Regions from separate parts of the Homo sapiens genome. Here all the other regions are linked to region 2. Evidence: chromatin loops called from intact Hi-C (ENCODE). Cell type or tissue: PC-9. All regions are shown on one strand.

Region 1 (8,000 bases), 69 kb before region 2:
CAGCAAGCTTCTACCTGAAGAGCTGGAAGCCACCAAGGAGCTCCAACACCACAGTGTGTCCTCCTAAGTCCACCGCATGCTCCTGCCGTGCACAATGCTTTGCAAACTGTAAAGAGCTCTCCAAATGCACAGCCATTAGCCTGGAGACTGGCCCCCAAAGAAATGGGCTTGGGAAGGGAAGGGACTGTGACATCCTGAGGAAAGCAGAGGTCCTTGGCATCCTGCCATGGCTGAGGGAAGTGAGCCATGCACAACTCCCTAGCTGCGTGCCGCACCTTATAGTCTGTACAGAGATCTGTCTCTGTGGCATTCATTTGAGCCTTTCTCCATCAAAAAAAGACCTCATTACTTCTGTTTGCTAATGTGAACCTGAAGCGCAGGAGAGCTGACTCACTCCAGGTCATGCATGCAGTTAGTGGCAGAACTTCAGTTTGGGCCCATGTCTGTCTCTCCTAACCACTCTGCTCTCCAGCCTGTCATTCATTCATTCTCATCCCCCACTCATCCAAGACAAATCAAGACAGATACTGAGCAGACAGTGCACGCCCTGGAGATGGGGGCACAGGGAAGACATGAGCCTGTTTTCAAATGGCTGCATGGTCCTTCACCCTAAGGACCATGTAGCCATTAGGCAGGAGAATCAGAGGCTGAGATCTGGCCCCCTTTATTTATTGTCCAGTGACCTTTGTACTGGGCTCATGGTCATTGCTCCTGACATTTGCAAAGCACTTTACTGCAGGCAAATGCTTCCACATGCAACTTGTCAGTGGAGCTGGTGGGACCTGCATCGTGTCTCTGCTTTATAGACAAAGAAGCTGCCGTTACCGTGAATTGCCCGCCGTCCTTTGGCAGAGCTAGTGGCAAAGCCAGGCTCTGAGCTGGGCCTCCTGGCTCCAAAGCCAGTTCTCCTTCCACTCCGCCGCCTCTGAACACAGAGCAACATGGGTGAAACCTTTCATGCATCTCTCTCCTTTCCCCCTTGGCTTCTGAAACACAAGTGAGCCTAGGAAGGAGAGGTGACTGCCAGCAGCCTTTTAGGAGAGACGTTCCTGTACTCAACAGTTATTAAGTGTCCACAGCATGTGAAGCACTGCCTAGCCCATCGTGACAGCTTCAGATTGACATGATATTAGAAGGCAGCCGTGACTTGGGTACCAAAGGACTGGGAACACCAGCGTCAGGTCTCCCGCTGTGGCCACTGTCCTTTCACAGCCTCTGGGAACACCCCCATGCACACCCCGACATGGGAGGGCAGTCAGCTTCTTTCCCAGGTGCGGCCCACAAGGGCGACGGGGTGGGGACGGCCCCAGGAGAGCAGAAGCCCTCGGGGCTGCAGTGTGATTAAATTCTCTGTTGTGAGAAAGTGACACTATGATCTGATTCATACCAGTAAATATGTGATTTACATTTAATTCTGAGTAACCTTTCTGGGCTCGGCGAGGTGTGAAGGAATCTGATGGGGCCAGCTCCGTGGAGAAGGAGGCGATTCATATTCATTAAGACCTCCACATTAGCCAGCTGAAGGGTGGCAGAGCCCCAGCCCGCCCTCCTCCTCATGCCTGCCGAGGTCACGGCTGCAGGGAGGCCAGCAGTCACACTGGCTGCCACCTGGGGATGGGGGTGCAGGTTAGCGGTGAGAGCTGGAGGCACCAAGAGAAAGTGGGAGGAAAATAAACAGCAGGCCCACGAGTGACACTGTCCAGGTGATGTCGGCCCTCCAGAGTTTGCTGAATGAGTCCTATTGAGCCCTCGAGGGTGGAAGAAGAGATATTGATCGAGGAGGTGGTAGCTCTGAGAAGCCCCTGCTGCTCCCTTTGTAGGACTTACAAGGCACTATAAAGCCATCTTTGCTTCATACAGGCTTGGGGCAGAGAGAGAAATGCTAAGGAAAGAGGGTTGGGGTCTCAGGACAAGGAGAGTGGTGCTCTTGGCCCCTGAGAGCACTTGTTCAGGTTTTGATGAACTGAGCTGAGGTCACCCCAGGTGCACATGGCCCGATGAGCTTGGGAAGTGAAAGAAGTGAGCTGAGATAAGGAGGCATGCATCTCCCATGGACGAGCTCCCCAGATGTCCTTGGACCCTCCACTTGCCCGTCCTCTTAATGGGAATATCTACAATGATTAATGACAACCCCAAGAGCCTGTGTTTGTGGAATGCTTGCCGGGTGCCCACTCTGTGCAAAGCCATCTTACATGCATGCTTCTACTGAGTTCTTGCAGTAGCTTTATGGAGGAGTGACTACGAGTACTTCCAGAGCATTGACGAGGATACTGACGCCCATTTTGGGCAAATGACTCACCCTAAGTCATGTACACAGTTCGTTGCAGAGCTTCTGTTTGGACACATGTCTGTCAGACTCCAGAGCCTGCTCTCCCAACCACTGTGCTCTCTGGCCCTTCATTCATTCATTCTCGTCATCCACTCACCCAAGACAAACCAAGACAGGTACTGAGTGATGGGGGCACAAAGAAGACATGGGCCTGTTTTCAGAGAGCTCTCCATGGGGGAGAGCAGGGAGACAGATCATTATCATTCAAGGTGGCAAACATCACCTGCTCTTAGTTGGGCATGGACTTCTTAGAGTGTGCTGGGGAGAGAGAGACCACTGTGTGCTGGAGGAATCAAGGAAGGCTATCTGGAGGAGACATTTTAGAGAAAGCCTTGAAGGATAGTTAGAAGTTTGTCAGGAGATAAAAGAGAGGGCCAAAAAGTATTGGGTGTGTCTAGGAAACAGCACACATTCTGGGGCACAAAGAAGATGCTCAAAGAGGAGCCATGGGAGATGAGGCTGGAGAGGAGCCATGGGAGATGAGGCTGGAGAGTGGGCCAGGTTGTCAGGAGAGCCCAGGCAGAGGGGACAGGCAGTGGGGAGCCATGGAGGGGTTTATGCAGCGAGTGGCATGTGGGTTTGCTTCAGAATTATAGCTGTGGCAGAAGCGGATCAGAGTGAGGTGCCTGGGGGACCATGGCTTGTCCAAGGGGACACTTACCCTAGCCTCTGGTAAGTCTCTGACATTGCAATTGGTTTTTATTTGGATTGAACCTCTTTTTTCAACAGAGCAGGGGCCTAAAGCTTTGCCTAGCACTTTTCTGGGCCCTTTGAGGATACAGAAGGGAAGAGAATATGACTTTTGACCTCAGGGGCCTTTCATCCCAGTTGGGCTCCGGGCTGACCCAGAAGCCATTTGGGAAGAGTGAGCCGAAGGGCCCTGGCTGGGCCTGCCTTTGTCCCACCACAAAGGAATATGTCCAGGCTGCTGCTGATGATGTGGGGGTCATTATCTTAGAGAAGGCACTGTGAAGATGTGAAAACAAAAGGGAGGGTGTGGAGTGAGAGAGGAGGGAGTCCAGAACAGCCCTCTAAGCAACACCCACGTCTAGGAGGAAGCTGAGCTGCCCACAATCAGGGAGGAGAGCGGTGACGCCTGGGTGTCCAGCAGCTGAGGCCAGAAAGTGTGTCAAGGAGGAGGAAGTGTCGGCAGTGCCAGGCCGGGTCCATAGCCCACGTGCGATGGGGGAGGAAGGGCGTCCGCTAGATTTGGCAACAAGGAGGTCAGAGGCAGCTGTCAGAGGCCAGCCTCAGCGGCCTGGAGGGGGCCGCAGCCAGACTGAGGGAGGTGGGAGGTGAGGAAGTGGGAAACACTTGTGTAGATGCCCCCAGGTGAGAGGTTTGGCTGTGAAAGAAAAGCGGGGGTGGGACCACAGCGGGAAGGGGTCAGGAAGCCAAGAAAGGGATGCTTTCCAGAAGAGGCTGAACTTGTGGCAACACTGTTGGCCAGGAGCCACGAGAGAGGGAGGGAGCTTGGGGATGCAGCAGATAGGGGCTGATGGAAGGAGCGGTCTCTGAGGGTTAGGGAAACTGCTGCGGTGGAGACAGGGAGGAGGGCGGAAGGCGGGCGTGGGCGCAGCCGTCAGTCCACAGGTTGGGTGGCAGGACCCGAGGGCCTCTGGAGTCGTGCTGTGGAGGGTGCTGAGTCTGGGCGGCTGGGCCTGTGTGGAAGGTCATGGTGGGCCTCCAGCTATACCACTGTTGCCTTCTGCCTTTCTCAATTCACCCCTCACTCTCCTCTCCTTCTCCTGCCCCCGCCTCACATCCTGGAGAGGACAAGAAGATGTAAGGGCCTTCACCTGGTGCCCCTTGGCCTCACGGTGCTGGTGACACTGGCAGAGATGGAGAGGGGAAGCAAGGAAGCCCTGAGAAGGCTGCTGCCTGGGAGGAAGACGCCAGAGCTGCAGTGTTAACCTTGTGGGGGAGCAGGGGGTGGTGGGGGGATGAGAGCCGGTGAGGGAGTCAGGAAGCTGACGGTGTGGGGAGTAAGGAGAGTGCCTGGGTTCACTGCGCATAGGCTTGGGCAGGCTGGAGGAAGGAGCTGTGGAGAAAAGCCACAGAAAATAATTTCTCCACAGGTCCGTGGGCCCCGTGGTCCAAGGTAGAGCCAGTTTCCTCTGCAGGGAGTTTTCAGCGAGCGAGAAGAGAGGAGGAATATAGAAGACAGACTGGCCTTTCATCTGGGCTTGACATCTGCCATGCAAATTGTCACAGAATGATGATGTGGCTGAACCGGTGGCCAGATGGTCATCGTCCTCAGTGGCTGGTCATGGAGCACCCAGAGAATTGCCAGAGGGTGTCACTGCATCCCCCAGCAGGTGGAGCAACCCTCCTCCTGCCCATCTTCCTTCTCCATTCTCCAGAATGAGGCCTCTCTCCTCCAACAGGTGACAGTCACTAAGGCACGAGCCCTAGTGGGACAAAAGCATCCCCATGTGCAGGGGGCAGGGCTGGGCCTCGGGGTCAGCCAACTGGAGTCTGGCTTGGCGCTGCCCTCTGGCTTTAGCTGTTTCTGTATCCACCTCCCGTGGTGCGCTTCTTAGCCCCCTAGGTGCTGGGTCCCCAAGCCCCCTGCTCCCTCCAGGAAAGGGCTGCTGTGGTCCCCATGGGCAATTCAGTTCCTGTCTGTCTTCTTCCTTTCATAATATACACTGGGGAGAGGGGGCTGAGGTCGGGGGTGAGGACAAAGGTGGGGAGACTCATTTAGTTTTCATGAAAGTTCTACTCTCTTGGAACACTTTTGGGGGCTTGGCTGGCCTCCAGGAAGACAGAGGCAGGCAGGCCTGTTGGAGAAGGTTGTCCAGTGTGTGCACTGCTCAAAGGCACCTGGTGGGGGCTGGGTCAAGTGGGACCTGAAACCCACCCTAGGCCCACTGGTCAAGCCCTGGTATGGGCTGTGTCTGCCCAGAGGAGGAGCCTTTTCTAATTCACACGAAGGCGTTGTATAGGCTGGCTGACTCCTCCAAAGGTTGGAGCGTGTGCCTGGGAAGCTCCACACACCTATCCTCAGCCAGGTGGGTCAAGGGGACCTCCAGGTCAAAGGCCTGTAACAAGAACCTTCTGGCAACCTGCATATGCAGCTCAAGTGGCCAGAGGAGGGCTGGGAATTGGAGGATTTCCAACCTATAGGTCCCTTGGAGAGGTCAGGGTGGAGCGTGGGGTGGAGTGAGGGTGGGGCAGGAGCCGGCGTTGGGGAGGACCTAGGAGTGTAGGTTCGTGGCCAGGATAGGAGGAGTGAACAGAACAGAGATGACAGCACTGGCTGGGGAGTGCTGGGCCTGGCTCCTGCACTCCTGGGACACTCCTGGGAGACTCTTGGCAAGTTGCTTTTCCTCCCTGTGCCTCAGTTTCTTCATCTGACAAATCTAGAGGGAGGGAATAGACCAGGGCAATGACATGCATTTAGTCACAGGAGACAGAGTTGGGTCTGCAACTTTGACATGTCCTGGGGTCTGGGCTTGGATTTCAGTCGCCCTCCCTCCCGCCTACCCACCATCTCTCTCTTTCCTGAAAGGAAGGGAAACAAACCAGAAAGGGATCTGCCTCCTTTGCGGCGGGGTTTCGGGTGGGGGCGGTGGGGGGGTTCCGTTTCCATCAGCCCCTGGAGGAGCAAGAGGAACAGGAAAATTACAGTATCAGCATGGAAACTACAATTGGAGGCGTCTGATTCACCAGGGAGGGTGACTCGTTCCTCTTTTTTTATTTTTAGTCGCTATTATGTCGGCAAGGAGGCCTGTGCTCATTAACCTGTATTGCCAGAGCAGAGACTGCGAAACCGCTGGTGAATAAACCTGCCCCAGCTGCCCCCTCTGCTCCCATCAGTTATTTATAGCCTGCCTTCCCTCTGGTGAATTAATTAACTTGTACTTGAGGCCTTGGACAGTATTGTGTTTAGTTGGATGTCTGTGTGGAGGCCAGTGCTGGAAGCGGGTAGCAGGAGTGGAGTAGGCTGGAAGGCGGGGCTGCTGGCTGCCCCCAGCCCTGCAGTCAATCTTCCTCACTCCAGCTCTGAGCTCCCCCGCAAGCCACTCCCATGCATGGCAGAGGAGGATTGAGGGGTCACTTGTACCGCAGCTTCACTGCTTAGAGCCTTGGAGCTTTGGGATTTTAAAAGCCAGTTTGACAACGTACTAGGACAAAAAAAAAAAAAAAAAGTACATCCTTTCCTCTCAGCAGGAAAGCAAGGGCCCAAGAGGTAAAGCTCCAAAAATCTCTGGGCCAGAGCAACGCAGGCTGAAAGCTGTATCCCACAGGCAGGGGTTCCCTGGAGGGCTGGGAGGAGAGATGAGGCTGGAGGACGTTTCCAGAAAAGGCAGGGAGAAGCGGGGTGCATCAGCATGGACTTCAAGTCTGTGAGAAATGCCCAGGACCTCAAACCCAGCCTCCTCAAGTGAGAGGCAGCATCTTGTTCAACCATTCATTAATTAATTGGTTCATTTCTTCATTCAATAGCATTTGTAAACTCCCCAGTGTGTAGATGAATGCTGAGCTAGATTGTCCCTGCACTTGTCGCAAACCTTCTTTGTCTGCTTGTACACACCCCTCTACACTCCCTGTCTAGTAGGGAGCCAGTGTCTAGCCAGTGAGGATAACGTCCACTGATTGGTCGCCTCTGTATTGCCAGAAGCACCTAGCCCAATGCTGGGCACATGGTAGGATTCAGTTATCGTTTGGGGACTTCCTTGTCTCAGGTTTCCTAAGGAGACAAGGACTATAAGCAATGCCAGCCACCACCTCCCCCAACTCCCCATCAGCATCCCCAAGGCTGCCCTAAACACACACAGTCCATATAGAAATGGAGTCCTGGCCTTGTCAATGCAACATCGATGCCAGTCCCCTAGGAGCCCCCATCTCCTACCCCCAGATGGCCTCTCCTGTATCCCAGAGCCCTCTCCCCTATCCAAGCTAGATCCCAGGTTCTGACCTCCAGTGCAGGCTTCTGGACAAGGGCACCCCTGGGGGTCATCTCTTGTCACTGCTCACAAGCCCCACCCAAGCCCAAGGCCCCAGACACCCACTGTCCAGGCTCACAACCACTTGCTCCCAAAGCAGGCAGCTGGCCAGGCGCTGGTCATGTGGAGGGGCTACTCTTGGAGTCACATGTCTCCTGACAGAAGTGGACATCCTGCTTCCTTTCTCCCCTGGCAGTGCTGACTCCTAGAGGAAGGGGATTGAAAGGGGCTAAGCCTTGGACTTCACCCATGAAATTCAGCGCATTTACTTTTCAGGCCTCTTTGCACCACTGCTCACCAGGTGCTCACAGCCAGCAAGTGCCAGGCAGCCTGATTGTTGCTCTGGGGCTCCGTCCTGCACCCCGGAAGTGGCCTTCTGGGGTAGGCTTGTGACCCAGCCCTCCACACCAGCCTGGAAAGTTTGGAGGTCGGGCTCCCACCCTCTCTCAGCACCTTGAATGACCTTGCTGAGTATTGATGATGAGTTCTCATCAGCACTAGTGATAATATGAAAATCACTATAATTAGAGCTGGCAGGTTGGTCTTGCTCTGCATTAGAGATGATGTGAATTGCTTATAGGGGAATTCCCCACCCCCAAGTCCCACCCCACCTGGGAGAAGAGCTTCACACCCCAGACCTGGCTCTCTCCAGCTCTCCAGTCTCCCCTGGGCCCCCGGGGCCAAGGCCAAAGTTCTCTGGGCACAGTTTTGTGCCCAAA
Region 2 (8,000 bases):
ATTAATTTTTTTAAATTGCCCTGTGTGCAGGCCAACATTGTTTAGCCGAGCAAAACGCACACACACACACACACACACACACACCTGTGGGTCGGGTTTGGGCCGTGTGCCATGGCTTTGCATAGAGTTTGCAAACTCATAGCACCTGGGCCAAACCCAACCCGCAGGTGTGTGTGTGTGTGTTTGGAGTTGGGATGGGAAGGAGGATGGAGTTGGGATGGGAAGTCATGGGAAAAGGTACTAAAAAGAACAAGCAAAGAGCTTCTCTGGTTACTACTGGGGTGAGTGGGCACCAAAGAGGGCCACCAGATTCCTCCTGCTACTAATGGTTTCTCTGCAGTCTATTTCCAGAAGAGCTGTAATCGGGTTCCCAACAACCTATGATTTACATCCCGGCCGGTGTAAAAGATATTGTGCGGAGTCTTCCGAGTGTGCTCTGTGTGTTTGTATAAATCTCCCTACTCAAAATATCTCCCACAGTTGACTGACAGCCCATGTAATTTAGCAGAAGGCTAAAAATTAAAATCTTCGAGCCTGCTGAGGGAGTGAAAGAATACAGTAACACTACGGTGCCGCCCCCTCGCCCAGGCCCAGGCTCGGCAGATGCCAGGGCTGTTCATTTTGGAGACGGAACAAAATATTTGTATTTAGATTTATTAAGTCATTATTCCACCATTTGTTCCAATGCGCTTTATTAAAACCAGATCTCATCTCTGTTTTGAAAGTATTACCTGATTTACATAAGCCGATCCCAGCCCTAATTATGGCTTCCTTTGGTGTCTTTTCATTCCGGGGGAGGCTTGCTCTCCCCCTCCTGTTTTTTGTCGCCTGCCTTTATGGCCCATATGTCTGCCTTGAGATAGCAAGCATCTTCAGCCTATAAATAGACAGTTCAGAACAGCCCTGCTGCCAGTTATCTGTCCACACATCAACATTACCATAATTGCAACAGTGAATGTGTAATCTCTCTAATCACACGTTCCAGTCGGAAAACTGGATTGGGTTTCATAAATTGTATAATTTGAGGCTTTCCTGAGCTAACCACTGGGCGGGCAGCCTGCTGTGGGCTTGTCTGTGCCCCTCAGCCTGGCCAGGCCTGCCCAGGGCGGTGTGGTGGCACACAGCTGAGGCGGGCGCTTGGCTGTGGATAACGGCAGTGCCACCCTCTCTCCTAGGCGAGGCTGCCTGGGGAATATGAGAAGAACAACTTTTTGAGGACTATTGTGAGCCAGGCAGTTTGTACATGCTCTCCTCTTTTAATTTTCATTCTGTTAGCCTTTTGTGGAAAATGCCATAAATATTTCCATTATACAGAGGAAGACATGAAGGCTCAGAGAGGTTAAGTGAGGTTCCAAGGGTCACACAGCAAGTAGCTGCGACCCAAACTCAGGTCTGAGATGCCACATGCCACGCCCTTAACCACAGCTTTCATCTACAACATGGCACCGTTGAAGGCTTCAGTAGATTTAATTTTTTCGTTTCTCCAAAATAATTGCATTTCTGTCATTTTAGCCAATTCTCAAAACCAACCAAGAGGATGTCTTTGTAGATAACAAAATTGAGACTCAGAGAGGTCAAGTATGCTGTCCAGGGTCACACAGCTCATGAAAGTAGAACTTGGATTCAATCCAGGGCCGACTGCCACGCCTGTGTCTGCCCTTCCTGACGCCTCCACAGCCCGGGGGCTCTCTGGGGGTCCTTCTCTTGGTTTCAGAGCCTTCGTTTTCTTTGTCAGCCTCTCAGAAGGCTGCCGTAATTGCACTAGTGTCAGCGGGCAGAGCCCTGGGGGAAAGTGGGGAGGGGAGAGGGGCCGGCCTCTGCCAGCTTCAGCAGAACCCCTGAGACAGCTCTCCCTTAGCCCGGTAGGGACTCCAGAAAACCACCTCTGAGGACCATCGGGGAGCTGCTGGGGAAAGAGCTGCTGTTGTTTTGCATTACAAACTTCCTCGGGGCAATGTTATTCATGCTGAAGGTCCCCTGAGTGGCTGATGACACCCTCATAGATGGGCTGGTCCCCACAGACGAAGCTTCTGCTTCAGCTCTGCCCGGTAATTGCCAAGGCTTGCAAAATTTGAGAGTCTGTTAGCTGTTTTAAATTGAGTGCTAATCAGATGATGACGTTGTTACCAGGACAGTCTCTCAGGTCTCTCTTTCTCAGAAGGAACCATCTAATCCAACTCCCTTATTTTTTCCAGAGGAGGAAAATGACCCTGAGAAAAAGGAAGAGACTTGCCCAGGGTTGTAACTAACCCTGAGTTCTTTTTTGCAAGGGGTATTGGGCTGCACGTGTGCATGTACATACACACCTCTTCCCACTCTCATCTCTATATGAATTGACTGGGCCTCCTGGCTCCTTCCTCCCGGTTTTGAAGCACTCCCTGCCAGTGTTCTGGATGGGAGACTGGGGACCAGAGCTCCTCTCCTCTGCCCCATTCCCAGAGTGCCAGAAAACTTCATTCTCACATGGTTGTCACTGCTCCTGATCCACGAAGTGACCTGGGGCTTTACCGGGTATCACAGCCTGGTCTGGGCCATGGAGAAGGGGACAATCAGGGTACCCTTTCATTTCTCCCACACAAGGCCTCTGAGCCCCAAAGACAGTCCCAGAAACAACTGGGCTAAGTGGGGTGAGACCTCCCAACAGGAACTGCCCAGGGGATCCCATGGGAGCAAACTAGACCGGTGCTACTAAAAGTGTGGTCCACAGACCAATCAGCTGCATCGGCATCACCTGGGAACTAGTTTGAAATGCAAACTCACAGGCCCTACACCCAACCAACTGAATCATAATCCCTGGGGGAATATGGGGGAGACTCTGTTTCAATGGACCCCTTGGGGTTTTGGATGCACGCCTGGGTTTGAGAATGACAGTCTGGATCCAGCCCACCCCTGAATATCCTCCCCAGATGTGGAAGTCTTGAGGCTATGGATCCCAAAAGTGTGATGGCTTGGCCTAAAACAGAGGATGTCGGGAAAATAGAAAGCTCTGGTACCCTCCCTCTCAGCTGCACAGCCTCACCTCCCACACTCCTCACCGCAGTTTCCAGCTCCATGCACACAAGACCCCTCCCTGTTCCGCCATGCTCTGAGCCTAACCTGTTCCCACTGCCAGAAATGCCTGCCCCACCCCACCTCCTCCCCACCCTGATGGTTCAGCCCCAACTCATGTCTCATTTGCATCTAACCAGAGCTGCTCCTGGCCTTTTCCAACCAGAATTCCTTTCTCCCTCCTGAGAGCTTCAGTAGCACTTTAAAAATAATACTCCTCGAGCAAAACTCTATTGCCTGTGTTCTCTGAGCAGTGCATGGGTCTTCTCTGTACTCTTGAGTTCCTAGAGGCTCCACCACTTCTAACAATGCCTGGCCACAGTAGGTACGCAATGCGTGCATGTGTGTGTGTGTGTGTGCGTGTGTGTATTGAACTCCAATTGCACTGACCGCAGGGTCCCCAAGGATCAGGGTCTGTGGCAAACTATGTGTTTGTTCCAGACCCACAGCAGATGTCATCATTTCACAACCAGCAAGGGCGCCAGGCTCCCTTCACCTTTCCTCCCCGGGGCCCTTACAGGTTGACCTCAGGGTTATCTCTCAGGTCACGTCAGGGAGCCCTGGCTCACCTTTCCTCCGCTGGTTTCCCCTAACACACACCCATGCCAGCCTCTGGCCAACCCCACCCTGTTGAGACACGTCAGGCTGGGCCCAGTGCCTGAGGCACACCTGGGGGCAGCTGTGCTCAGTCCAGGAAGACGCCTGTGGTGTGACCTCCTGCATCACTCCTGACCCAGATCCGTAGAGCTTGTCCAGGGTGCTCACACAGCTCTCCTCTGGGCCCCACACAAAGTCTGCCCCTTCCAGGAAGCCTTCCTTGGTGCTCTGACCTAGGAAGCAGGAGATGTGGGTTCTCTCACACGCCCCTTTCCCACATCCCAGCAGGCTCATGCCCAGATCCTCCGTGCCTCAGGACTACAGAAGCTTCCTTAGTCACAAGCAGGGAGACTCACCTGCCTGAAGGCAGCAAGTTGGCCCCATGGGCTGCTAGCTCCACATCCAGAAACAAACTTTATGAAGTCGGATCTTATTCCGACTCCCACCTACCCCCACTGACCCCCACTTCTCTGAGTCCTGCTCACTGGCGGGAGTGGGGTGCTCACCTCATTTGCTCCCTGCTGCCTCAGGGAGCTTGCACGTGCTCTTCCCTCTGCCAGCAATCCCCTTTCCCTAAGCATTTCAAACACAGTACTGGGAACTAGTGGCGAGTGCAGCAGATGCAGGGACTTGGCTGGGAGTGGGATGGAGAAGGAGGACAATTGTGCGATGAAATGGCAGGACATGGGAAAATACAAAATAATAAACATCAAAAGTGCTGTCACTAATCTGCTGGGTGACTTTGAGTGAGTCCTTTTCCCATCCTGGGCCTGAGAGATAAAAGGCTTGAATTCCGTATTGCCACAGCATCATGCTCCAATCATGAGAAATAACTCAGTGATGCGTGTGTGGAGGGGGAGGGCCCGTGCATATGTGATAGAGAGAGAGAGGTGGGGGGGATTCCTCCAAGCACACATGGGCCCATTTAACCAGATTCTGCTTCACCTTCTTTTCTTTAATCCCCAGAGATGTGGCTTGCTCAGTGAACTGCCACTAAGTGCTCCCTAGGCACCCACTGGTGTCAGGTCCTCTGCTGGGGCCTACAGACGGGTCCCTTCCTTGAAGGGCTCATGCCTGACGATCATTAGCAAAGCCTTCCTGTGTCTAAAGGATCGCTTACTCCCTGTTTGCTCAGAGCTCAGGAGGCACAGCCTCACTAGAAGGTTTGGAAAGCACCCTGCGGTGGAAGGTACGTCACTGGCATGCAAATTGGGAGGCTTAGATGGCAGATAAAAGATTGGTTTGTGTCACAGGCAACGCCAGCCAGAGTGGTGTCTTGTTACGGTGTCTCTGGGCTGGACTCGGTGCCCCTGGAATGTGAACGAGATGCGCGGGGAGGTTTCCTGTTGATTCTTGTCCTGGCAGAGTGGTCCACTGGCTTAGCTGCTTCTCAAGTTGCACAACACCTGGGCCTCCCAGCGGGTGCTGCTGGTGCTGGAGGGGAGAGAAGCCTCCGCCTGCAGGGCCAGTGCCCTCCTCTGCCCACTGCCCGAGGTGAAAGGTGGATTCCAGGCCAGGCCCGGGTCGGGAGGTGACCCCAGCTCCTCCCCAGGAACTCTCCCTGGGAGGGGCCTGGTTGCTCTGAAGGGCACACGGCAGGGATGACACTGGCTAAGGGGGGAACAGTGGCAGGCCAGGGGAGGAGGGGGCCGGGCTGCTGTCCCTTCCTCAGGGGAAGGCTTGGAGCAGAGCCATTAGCCTGCCTGAATCCTATTATATGCAGGGCAACCTGTGAAGACCTTTCCCGTATTCCCTGTTGGCCTCACCATGTAACTGAGAGGAAAGGTGAGGACATGGGAGATGAAGTGACTTGCCCTGGGATTGTTTTTTTCCAAAGTTCAGGGATCTGACCTCTAATCCAATGTCCTGTCTGAAGGGCTGTTTGCCTGGTTGGAGCTCCCCAGAAGCCGGCAAGAGGCAAATATGCATCAGTTCAGCAGGGCGAGGGGCAGCCCGGGCTACCATGGCCCATTTAGAGGGCTCAGCTAACTTCAGGGTGTCCTGAGGCCACCAGCCTGGCTGGGAATACTCTCCTGCCTTCCTTCCAGCCTTCAGTGGGAGCTGCGTCCAGCTGGGCAGTGACTCAGCAGCCCTCATTCCCACGTGTGTGGGAGAGCAGGCCTCTCTCCCGGCTGTCGGCTTGGCTCCGTTGGCCTGTCTGGGGGTGCCCCAGCAGTCAGCCTGCCATCAGCAAGGCCCTGGGGCTCAGGCCAGGCTTCCCACAGCTCAATCACAGAGTTTGCTTTCTTTCCAGCCCTCCAGCCTTTCCCCCTGAGACTGGAGGGCCACTTCTAAGTTCCTCTGGCCACCTCAACCGTCCACTCAGCCAGGGAGCCAGGCTGTGGGTGACTTCCTCAGCACTGTCCCAGAAACCCTGTGCTGTCCTCAGAAGCAGCCCACCTCCCAGAGCAAATAGCTTGTTTGCCAGGCTCACGGGCCTCCCCGCCTGCTCAGAGTGCGTCCTGTGGTGCATGAAGAGAAGGAACTAGGCAAAACCCAGGCAAGAAAACGAGGGAGGGAAGTGGATCTTGGCTGGACCTTTAACAGGATGTATGGGAGGGTGAGCTACGGTGAGACTGTGCAGGTAGGGCACTAGCCCATCTGCTCACGACCAAGAAAAACATCACCCCACATGCCCTGGCTCCAACCCCAGGGATGGCGGGCTGGCGGCATTGGCATAGCTGTGGAAGCTTGAGCAAGGCTCGTAAATTCTCAGATCCCGTTTCACCATCTGTAAAATGGGCATGCTAATGCCTGTCAGCCAGGTTTGCTCTACACAACACATACAACCCTTTTTCTAAAGGGCTTGGTGGAAGGCCTGCTCCAACATGTTTCAGACATGGATATTGCTTTCCATCCTATGTGTGAGTCCAACAAGATTTGTGCAATCTTTTATTGGTCTCATTTCACGCTCATCATCCTGGGACCCTGTGGGAAAGGACCCATGAGGGACCTTGCAAATGCTGCCAGGCACTGCAAGTGCTGGCCACTGCTGCTGGTCCTCCCAGCAGCTCTCAGGGAAGCAGGGCAAGTGAGGAGCCTGGGTTGGAAACAAGAAATACTTTGCTGGCAGTCATTCCATAAGTTAAGACAACTACAGAAACTTTTATGGAGTACCAAGTATGTGTCAGTCACTGAGAGAGACACTTAGGGACACTGAGGTGCCTAAGACATGGTCCCTGCCAAAAACAGGCCTATGTGGCAGAGGAAGGAAGGAAAGAGGAGGGAACATGCAAACAACCTCCATCCCAGATAGGCGAAAAGTAGGCTGCGCATGAGGTATAGACACCTCGCCTGGGAAATCCCAATGCAGCGAGAAATCAGGGCTGCTCCAGGGGAACAGAAAAGGCTGCACGGAGAAGGAGCAGGAGTTTGCAGGGTGGAGAAGGGAGAGACAGGCCCCAGGGGCTCCAGTAGGGAGCACGTGCCTGGACTGACCAGGGGACGGGGTCTCTCCTAGAAGACCCAGATGTGCTGAGGCTCCTCCATGCCAGCACATTTGGCTCCACAGGTATTGCAAGACCCCCATGGGGTGTCGAGACACATCCTATGACCTAGATCTCTGCCTTCCAGGAACTGGTTGGGTGAGATGAGACTCATCCTGGGCATACGTAGAGAGCAATTTTTACCAGCATGTCTCCAACTGCAGGTGTGGCCTATGACATCTGATGTCACTTCCCTCCTCAGGTGGCCCTGCCAGCCCCTCTGCAAAAGGGGGCATAGGCACACAATTTTGCACATCGTTTCCAGGGGCTCAAGGATGTCCCTCACCAGCCCATCTCCTTTGAGGAACCCTCAATGTGATTCAACTCCGGGGTTTTGCAGATGAGGAAACTGAGGCAGAGAAAGAATGTGCCTTGCCGAAGGTGTGTGGTGAGTCAGGACGGAATAGGCCTAGACTTTTGGCTTCTGACCCAGAGTTCTCCCATTGGTGCCTGCTGCGGCCACCTCCTCAATCTGTGCCTCTGCCCAGCTGCAGTTTTCGGCATCCTGCCTCATGACAGAGGGGACAGCATGCACTTTCTATCCATCTCAGCCATAGCCTCTTCCCAACCTGTAGCTCCCCTCTTGGTGAAACTGCCTTTGCGCTTTCTTCCCACGTGCACGGTCCGGCTGGTTCTCTGCATCCTGGTGTCCCATCTCTGGGAAAGACTCCACCGTGCCCACACTCACTCAAGTTGCACAGGGACGTCTTTCTCCCCTTCTCCCCCTGCTCCCCCTCTATAGCCAACTCCTAGCTGGACTGGCCTCTCGCTCAAACCCAGTCCTTACTGTTTATCAACAGGAATCCAGGCCCTCTTCACCTCTTGCTGTGGCCATTATCACAGCCAGAAAAATATTTCTAAAGCACATGA
Region 3 (8,000 bases), 130 kb before region 2:
CTTTCTTTTTCTTTCTTTCTTTCTTCTTTTTCTTTCTTTCTTTCCTTCTTTCTCTCTCCCCTTCCTTCTTTCCTCCCTCCCTCCCTCCTTCTCTCTCTCTCTCTTTCTTTCTCTCTCTTTTCTTTCTTTCTCTTTCCCTCCCCACTCCCTTCCTTCCTTCCTTCATTTGTTCGTTCGTTTGTTCCTTCCTTCCTTCCTTTCTTTTCCTATAACTACTTTAGATTTTATTCCTGCCACTTGTAACTGAAAGAGAGCCAAGTAATATGTGTCTCACTCAATTTTGCATCTCTAGCACACCCAGCACACAGGAGCATGCATGTTCAATGAATGTTTGAGTGTCTTTAGAAAGAAATAAAGTTGCCAGGCACGGTGGCTCATGCCTGTAATTCCAGCACTTTGGGAGGCCAAGGCAGGTGGATCACCTGAGGTCAGGAGTTCGAGACCAGCCTGACTAACATGGAGAAACCCCGTCTCTTCTAAAAATACAAAATTAGCCAGGCATGGTGGTGCATGCCTGTAATCCTAGCTACTCAGGAGGCTGAGGCAGGAGAATCGCTTGAACCCGGGAGATGGAGGTTGCGGTGAGCCGAGATAGTGCCATTTCACTCCAGCCTGGGCAACAAGAGTGAAACTCAGTCACAAAAAAAAAAAAAAAAGAAAAAGAAAAGAAAAGAAAAAAATAAAGTTGGGGTGAATGAAGAAAGTGCGTTGTTGGGCATTTATCAGCTCTCTGTGTCGGGCACTTTATATAAATTATTTCAGTCATTATAGCACTGCAGTATTAGGACTACGATCTCCACTTGAAGTTTACATAAAATAAGGAAGAAAGAGCTCCCGGTGAAAGTCCAGACCTTCAGATGTGGGATGGAGCCTTTGAGTCAGTCTCTCTCTGACACCTCAGAAGCTGGTCCATCGGATGTCTGCTCCTCACAGTGGCCTTTGTGTGCTGGCCCCTGGCCTTCTGCGGGAGCCCAGACCAGAGTTGTGGGGCTCTCTGTACCACATCCATGCTTCCCCTTGGATGTCAGGAGGAGGTCTCTTACCAGGGGCTGAACACTGCAAACATAGAAGTGAGTTCTCAGGTCCCCGACTTCCCCTCATCCACTTCTCTCCATGATCCTGTGTCCTTTCTCATTGCTTGACCTAGTCCACACCAGCTCCACCAAATTCACATCCCAAATTTCTGTTGCTCAGTGGATCCAAGATCAGGCCAAAGTGAAATTCGTTGGGTGCAGCTGTGGGTCCCTGGAGTCCAGAAGTTTCATGGTGTGAGAGGGAGGCCACTGTTGGTAGAACAGGATGGGGGTCCTGAAGTTGTATCTGAGCTCTGTATTTGCATTTTCACCACAACTTAAATGACCTCAAATGACAGGGTAGGAAAGACCTCAAAAATCATCTAAAGAAGCACAACCTGGAGTGCTTCCTGACATTCCCTGACCCCGGCTCCCAAACTTGAGAGAGACAGTGCTGATCACTCAAAGCACTTCTTCCTGCTGAGCTCAGATACACTTTCAGATCTTTCCCACGCAGCGCTGTGGGCTGCCCCATCAGTCACTGGGAGGTGGCTCACAAAAAAAAGTACTTGTCCTCAGACCTGGTTCAAGACCCTCATTTTTTGCTATTGTGAAAATAGAGATCCAGAAGGGTGAAAGGACTTGTCCAAGGTCGTGCAGCCCAGCTGGAACTTGAAAACATACCTTTTGATTCTCTTAAGTCTACTGTTCTTTCTTCTGAATGTGCTGACTTAGTACCATTAGTATATGGTAATATGCCAACCCAATTCAAACTCTACATATGCTTCACTGGAAAATCAATCAAGCAAATTGATAGAGCTCCGTGTTGTGGAAAGAACACTGAGCTGCGATTTTATCTCTGGTCTGGCAATAAACCAGCTGTGTGACCTTGGGTCAGTCAATTCACTTCTCTGAGTCTCAGTTTCCTCATCTGTCTAATTGTGGGGGCAGGGTGATTTTTATGATCTGTAAGGTACCTTTAAATATTAATAATCTGTGATTTCATTTGCCCAGAATTATGCCAGACATTTTTCTAGCTATAAATAGACAGAAGAGAAGACACAACCATACAATACAAGAAGCAACAAAACATTAATATAATTAATATAACTTTTAATTTATATAATTAAGGGCCAGGAGGTGTGGAACTTACTGAGGCCCTCTGGGAGTTAAGAGGAGGGAGTTCTGAGTGGTAGGGAGTTGTCTTTGTGGAAAGGAGAATTCAGCCTGGCCCTAGAGGATGGGTGGTAGATAGGGGACAATGGCACTGCAGGCAACAGGAGGAAAATAAAGTGGCAGCAAGGTGAGATACGCAGTGTGTGTTTAGGAACAGAACAGCCTGACTGGAGAGGAGGTGGAGGAAGTCTTAGGAATGCTTTAGGGAGTCAGAGGTGAGCATGGAGCCCAGTGTCACATGGAATGTGGAGGAGAGGTCCTATTCTCTACAGAGACCTATAGGGGAATCTTTTGTTTTGTTGAATAAAAGGTGAAAATGATAGAGATTCAACTCAAACTGGCTTAACCAAAACAGTGGATTTGTTAACTCACACAATCAAAAACCCCAGGTTAGACTTCAGCTGTAATTGGACCCAGGGGCTCAAAAAATCTCACTGGGAATGTGCCCTTCTCCGTTTGTACTTTCTTCTGTGTTGGCCTCATTCCCAACAGCCATTTCCAACTGGTGGCAAGATGGCGCCCAGCAGCTCCCAACTTACATTTTACCACTTAAGACTGGTGGAAAGAGAGCTCCTTATTCTGCCAGTTTTGTGAAAGTCCTGGGGTGGATGCTCATTGACCCAGATGTGATCTCGTTCCCATCTCTGAACCAATCACCAAGGCCACGGGCGGGATGCAAGGCCCCGATGGACCAGGCCTGAGGCACATGCTCATCCCTGGAGCCGGAGAGTGGGATCTTCCCCAGAGGAACTGGGGAAACTGAAAATGGGATGGGATGATGATTCCTAGAGAAAAATCATAGGGCCACTATCAAAAGTAGGAGTGGAGGCATCCCGGACAGGCAAACTCAGCAGATGTCCAGCACCAAGAGTATTTCATCAGGCTTCATGTGGAAGAAACTAGGCTGTGTCTTTAAGACAGAGCCAGACTAAGCAGTAATTCTGCATAGGGGAACTCAGTTACTCAACTCTAAAACCTGCTGGGCAAGGGTTCTGAGAGGCCGCAGTGAGGTGGATGGGACGACAGCCTCGGGGCAGGTCTCATCTTTCTTACATTAATACTTCTTGGAGAGACTCAGCAGCAGGGCAGGAATTTGTTAAATTACATAAACATTATTGTGACCCGTAAAATTCAATGAATCTCGGCCTGTTTACCCTCGGCTGGCTTTAATGTTTGCACAGTGTAATTTAATGTGTCAATTTGCTCTCAAATAAAAAACATCTGGCCCTCTGACATGCCAAAGAAACCGGAGAGCTGATGTTCAAAATCAGCTAAAAGTCCCAATCAGGGATGATGTTTTGAGGAAGAAAAAAAAAGGCAAGAGGCTCAGAAAAGGAAGCCAAGAGTGTTAGGATCCATTCCTGGCGGAGTGACAACCCTCTGTTTGTGAGTCTGTAAGATCAGTAAATTTTATCCTAATTAGAATTAAGAAAAGCCGAGAAGAGCACATACCATCTTTAACTGGCACCCATTGTGCAATTAAATTTCCTGTGGCTGTCCCTGCCAATATTGACATTCATGCTATTGGATTTTTAACAATCTTATTATTTTGTAATTGAGAGGAGCAAGAAGAAAATTATGCTTTTCTGTATAGATGATCTTCCCAGCTAAAGTACCGCTTCCTACAGCAGTTGGCCTGCCTAAGCTCTTTCCCTCCCTGGGGGTTGGTGGTGTTTGGGGAAGAGAAGGGGAGGGGGGACTGGCTGAGTGTGTGGTTTTCCAGTAAGATCATCTATGCGGCCTGTCTTGCTTTGGTCTCCAGTAAATAATGGTACTGCTCACTCCTGCAGACAGAGGCAGGGCTTGGCAGGCAGGTCTGAGTTGGAGGCACTGACCTACATAGAGCAGGGGACAGGGGAAACAGGTGGGGCATTGAAGGCCTTTCAGGGACACCCCTACCTGCTGCTGGTGGCTGCTCATTGATTCTGACTGCTGGGGCCTCCCCAGGAGCTGGGCAGGCCGAGGTGGCCCGAGGGACACTTTATCCATCTCCCTCTCCGGCAGCTCTCTTTCTTAGCACCCAAGGCTGGGCCAGGCTGAAGGAACCAGGGAGGGATGGTTTCCACTCCCCAGTTTCTCACCCCAGTAAATGCTTGAGACATCCTGATGAAAAAGAGTTCGGCCTGGAGCCCGGGCAGCCACCCTGCTGGAAGGAGCGGAGCCTGCTTTCCTGGCTGTGGAATGACGGGGTCAAAGCGAGTTCAGGCTTTGCTTTAATTGAGTAGAAGATAGTTCTTCCTTAAGGGAGCCCTGAAACAGTGCTTCGGCAGAGCAGAATGACTTCCCATATTGTCAGAAGGGATTAGCCTGGCTGGTTTGTAAATAAAGAGTGATCCTTCTTTCCCCTCTAGGACAAACAGATCATATTTTCTTCAGATCACCAGGGCCGGGGCTCCCTCTAATCAAGTCCTTGACATTTCAGTAAGACTCAAGGAGTTACATGTTTTCCATGATTGTGCCTTTGGTAATTACCCATTTTCCTAAACGATTGCTATTTTCCAAATTCAAAACGTTTTGAGGAAGTGGGAAAATGAAATGTCTCTCCAATGACGTGAAGATGAAGGGGAGGGACAGAGGTGGAGGTGCGGAAAGGAGCAGGTCTCTTGAGGCTGGGACAACATCATCCTAATAAGCACCACGGAACAGATCCCTGGACCACTGAGGTGCTTTCTAATCTATTCATTTTTCCATTCCTTTGGGAAACAATAGTTTCTGAAGCCCTTGCCAGGTGCCAGACGTCATGCTGGCCACCGAGGGCAGAGTAAGACCTGTTTCTGCCCACTCCAAGGAGCTCCAGTCTAATGGGAAAGACCAGCATGTAGGCTAATTACAACAACAAAACGTCTTGAAAAATAAACGTCATGGAATCCCCAAGTAAACAGCAAAACAAAACAACAAGAGAAAAATGAAACGAAACCAAACCAAAAACCAAAAGCTTTGTCTGAGTAGAACAAGGAAGTCTTCACAGAGGAGGTGATGCGGTGTCTCCCAGGATGAGTAGGAGTTGGCCACCCTAGCAAAACGGTAACAGAAATAGCTAACCCAAAATGTCTGGTGCTATTCTAAGGGCCCTACACATACGCATTCATAGAATCCTTACAATCTTATGAGGCAGATGCTTTTTTCTTTAGCTATCCTCCTGCCTTGGCCTCCCAAAGTGCAGGGACTATAGGCATGAGCCACTGCACCCAGCCCAGATGCTATTTTTACCCCAATTTTCAGATGAGGAAGCTGAAGTGCAAAGACAAGAGAAGCTTTCTGGACCAGGAAATGGCATGTGGGAAAGGACACACTCCTGGGAAAGTAGGTTGTGTTGATGGACAATGGGGAGGGGCTCCTTTGAAAGGTGTGGGGAAGTAACCTGCTCAGATTGTTTTTAGGAGAATGACAGCACAGTGGTGGAGGAGCCAGACTGAGAAGGAACAAAAGGCCAGCAACAAAAATAAGGCTCCCTTCCAACTTCCAATCACCACGTGCTCCTGTCATCTCCCTACCCCACCCTGCATCAGCTCCCAGGAAGGGAGCTGAAACTCAGGCCTGCTTCTGTGGGCACCAAAACCTGACTTAGTACGTGATCCTCCCTTCCATCCTCATCCCCATAGATGGGCATGGAGAATTAGTCCGCAGATCAAAGCCAAAGGGTGTTGTCTCATGGCACTGAGGTGGGGGTAACCCTTATGACTCCCATAGGAAGCCCTATGGAAGGGGACAAAAGCCCCCAAGGCTGAACCTACCCAGGAGAGCCAGGGCTCTGCTGTGACATACTGTGGCCACACAGAGGAAGAGTCCTTGCCTTTCTGGGTTGGCTTCTGCTTTCTTGAATGATCTTCATTTGCATCCTTTCCTCTTGAATAATCCTCCCTTCACCAAATCTATCTATCTACCTCCTGCAGCTTGTGTCCACTCCAAACACAGTTGACAAGAAGTCTTGGCAACACAGCCTAAAGAAACACTAAGCAAATTGTTCCTTGTCGTCCTGACCTTTGTAAGCCAAGAGCTCTACTTTATAACTTGGGAACGCACAAATATTTACAGTTGTAGGGAAGGGAGCCAATGGCTGCTGGAGGGTCCTAGAATTGGAAGGGAGCTGAGAGCTTGTCTAGCCCAGCCTCATATTCACTATAGGAATGCCCTCCACAGAGCCCTTGGCAGTGGTCACCCAGCCTCCCCTTCCTGGTCCCTGTGATGGGAAGGAAGGTCATCTTCCTCTGAGAAAGTGCTTTCTGTTGATCTTATCGTTGGAAAGTTTTTCTGACATTGAGCCAGAACTGCCTCCCAGTAACTTTGCCCTTGGTTTTGGATGGGTCTCTAGGGCCTCACAGCTTGGGTATCTTCTTTCCCACGACAGCACGTTAAAGGCTAGAACTCAGCCTCCCTGTCTGCCTTCCGTTGTCTGTTCTTCCTCAGTTCCTTTGTTCTTTTCTTGGGGGCCTTCATTCATTGGTCCCTCATCACTGGGGTCACCTTTCCTTGCCATGTCCAACACATCCTAGTTGGTCAATGTCTGTCTTAACATACGATACCCCCAAATTCATCACAGCACTACAGTTGAATTGCTTTCTAAGATCTGAGCCCTGTGCCATTAATTCCTCATCTCTAAAACTCAGCTTAGCTATCCAGGCCATGTAAGCCAGAGAAGAGGGAAGGAATGAAGTCTTCTTGAACCCCTGCAATGCTAGCCAAGTTCTTTCTAAACACTCAGGGCTCAGAACTGCCCCAGGAAGTAGATACTCTCCTCTTTGTTTCACATATGGAGGAACCTGGTTTTCTGACATAGAACTGAAAATAAGGAAGTAAGCAAAACAAGTCTTTAAGGACGCTGAGCAGAGGCCAGAAAGTCACCCGGAGTCTATTATTTACTCTTCCTTTACATTCATTTCTGCCAAGATTTTATTTAGTATCAGGAGAACTGATTTTAAATCCTGGCTCAGCCACTTTCTAGCTGTGTGACCTCAGGAAAGTTAGTGTCTAAGGTGACTAACCAATCCCAAATTGCCCTGGTCTGTCCTGGTTTTAAAACCGCAAATCCCATGTCCTAGGAGATCACTCCATTCTGGGCAAATTAGCACATGTTGGTCACCCTATTCAGTCAATTTTCTCTTTGTGATATCAGGATAACAGTAACCCACCTCACGAGGTTGTTATAATTTTAACTGAGATAATATATTTGGAAGACCTGGCAATGTGCCTGGCACATAGCAGATACACAATTAATGTTCTGTTTAATTTGAAAGCCTAGTTAATTATGACAAATTAGAAAGAAGTCAAAGACTGAGAGGTGGCCATGAGCAGTTTAACTGGAAAACCATTTTTAAAAACACCTAGAAACATAAACGGAGACACATAGTAGAGGGTCGTACCGTGAGGGTCTCAATGTCCTCTGTACTGTGAATATCTCACTGGAGTTCAATGAGCCATGGTAATTGTCGTCCTTGAGTGGGACTCCGCAGGACAGAGGAATAACTAAATCTTCTGCATTATACTATGTGTGATAAGGCAGGGTAAGGTGGGATACATTGTGGAGTAAGTGCCACATGAAATTTAATGAAGTCTTTAGATCTTTAAGCGTAAGTATTCAACCCTCTAACAGGATGGCAACCAACCAGCATGGCAGAGGGAAGGAGGACTGAAGAGGGTCCCAGGAGAGCCTGAGTCTGCAGTCAGCTCACTGCCTAACTATAGACAGATTGTCCTCACAGTTCCGGTCCTGTCTCCTCATCTGTGAAATGGGGAAGAGAAAGTAGACAAGGTGTTGTCTAACAGAAAGGCAACAGAGTGGGGTGGTCAAGAGCACGGATCCACCACCCACTA

The links. Peaks named below come from ENCODE experiments on the same cell type or tissue, not always from the same donor. Only the 100,000 strongest peaks of a DNase experiment are listed, where the experiment ranks them.
Region 1: it touches region 2 in a loop (11-fold over the local background); 5 of 110 quality-filtered maps call a loop at or near these places.
Region 3: a loop joins it to region 2, with 7 times the contacts of the local background. A loop is called at or near these places in 6 of 110 quality-filtered maps.

What each region holds. Positions count from the first base shown.
Region 1 is chr15:70,262,414-70,270,413 of GRCh38, reverse strand. No RefSeq gene overlaps it. Among named protein-coding and RNA genes, the nearest start is that of TLE3, 170 kb to the right of the region's middle. RefSeq lists enhancers at 719-1,397, 1,385-1,434, 3,113-3,766, 7,567-7,716, 7,757-7,826. In PC-9, a CTCF peak has its summit at 4,640 (motif pointing right); DNase peaks (open chromatin) are centred at 333, 1,373, 2,273, 3,433 and 1 weaker place; H3K27ac peaks cover 3,802 bases.
Region 2 is chr15:70,193,692-70,201,691 of GRCh38, reverse strand. No RefSeq gene overlaps it. Among named protein-coding and RNA genes, the nearest start is that of TLE3, 100 kb to the right of the region's middle. RefSeq lists enhancers at 4,559-4,618, 4,689-4,968, 4,765-5,548. In PC-9, no CTCF peak of the experiment used is centred here; DNase peaks (open chromatin) are centred at 3,721, 4,871 and 5,731; H3K4me3 peaks cover 617 bases; H3K27ac peaks cover 3,254 bases.
Region 3 is chr15:70,319,621-70,327,620 of GRCh38, reverse strand. No RefSeq gene overlaps it. Among named protein-coding and RNA genes, the nearest start is that of LINC02205, 180 kb to the left of the region's middle. RefSeq lists an enhancer at 4,147-4,666. In PC-9, no CTCF peak of the experiment used is centred here; a DNase peak (open chromatin) is centred at 3,240; H3K27ac peaks cover 2,224 bases.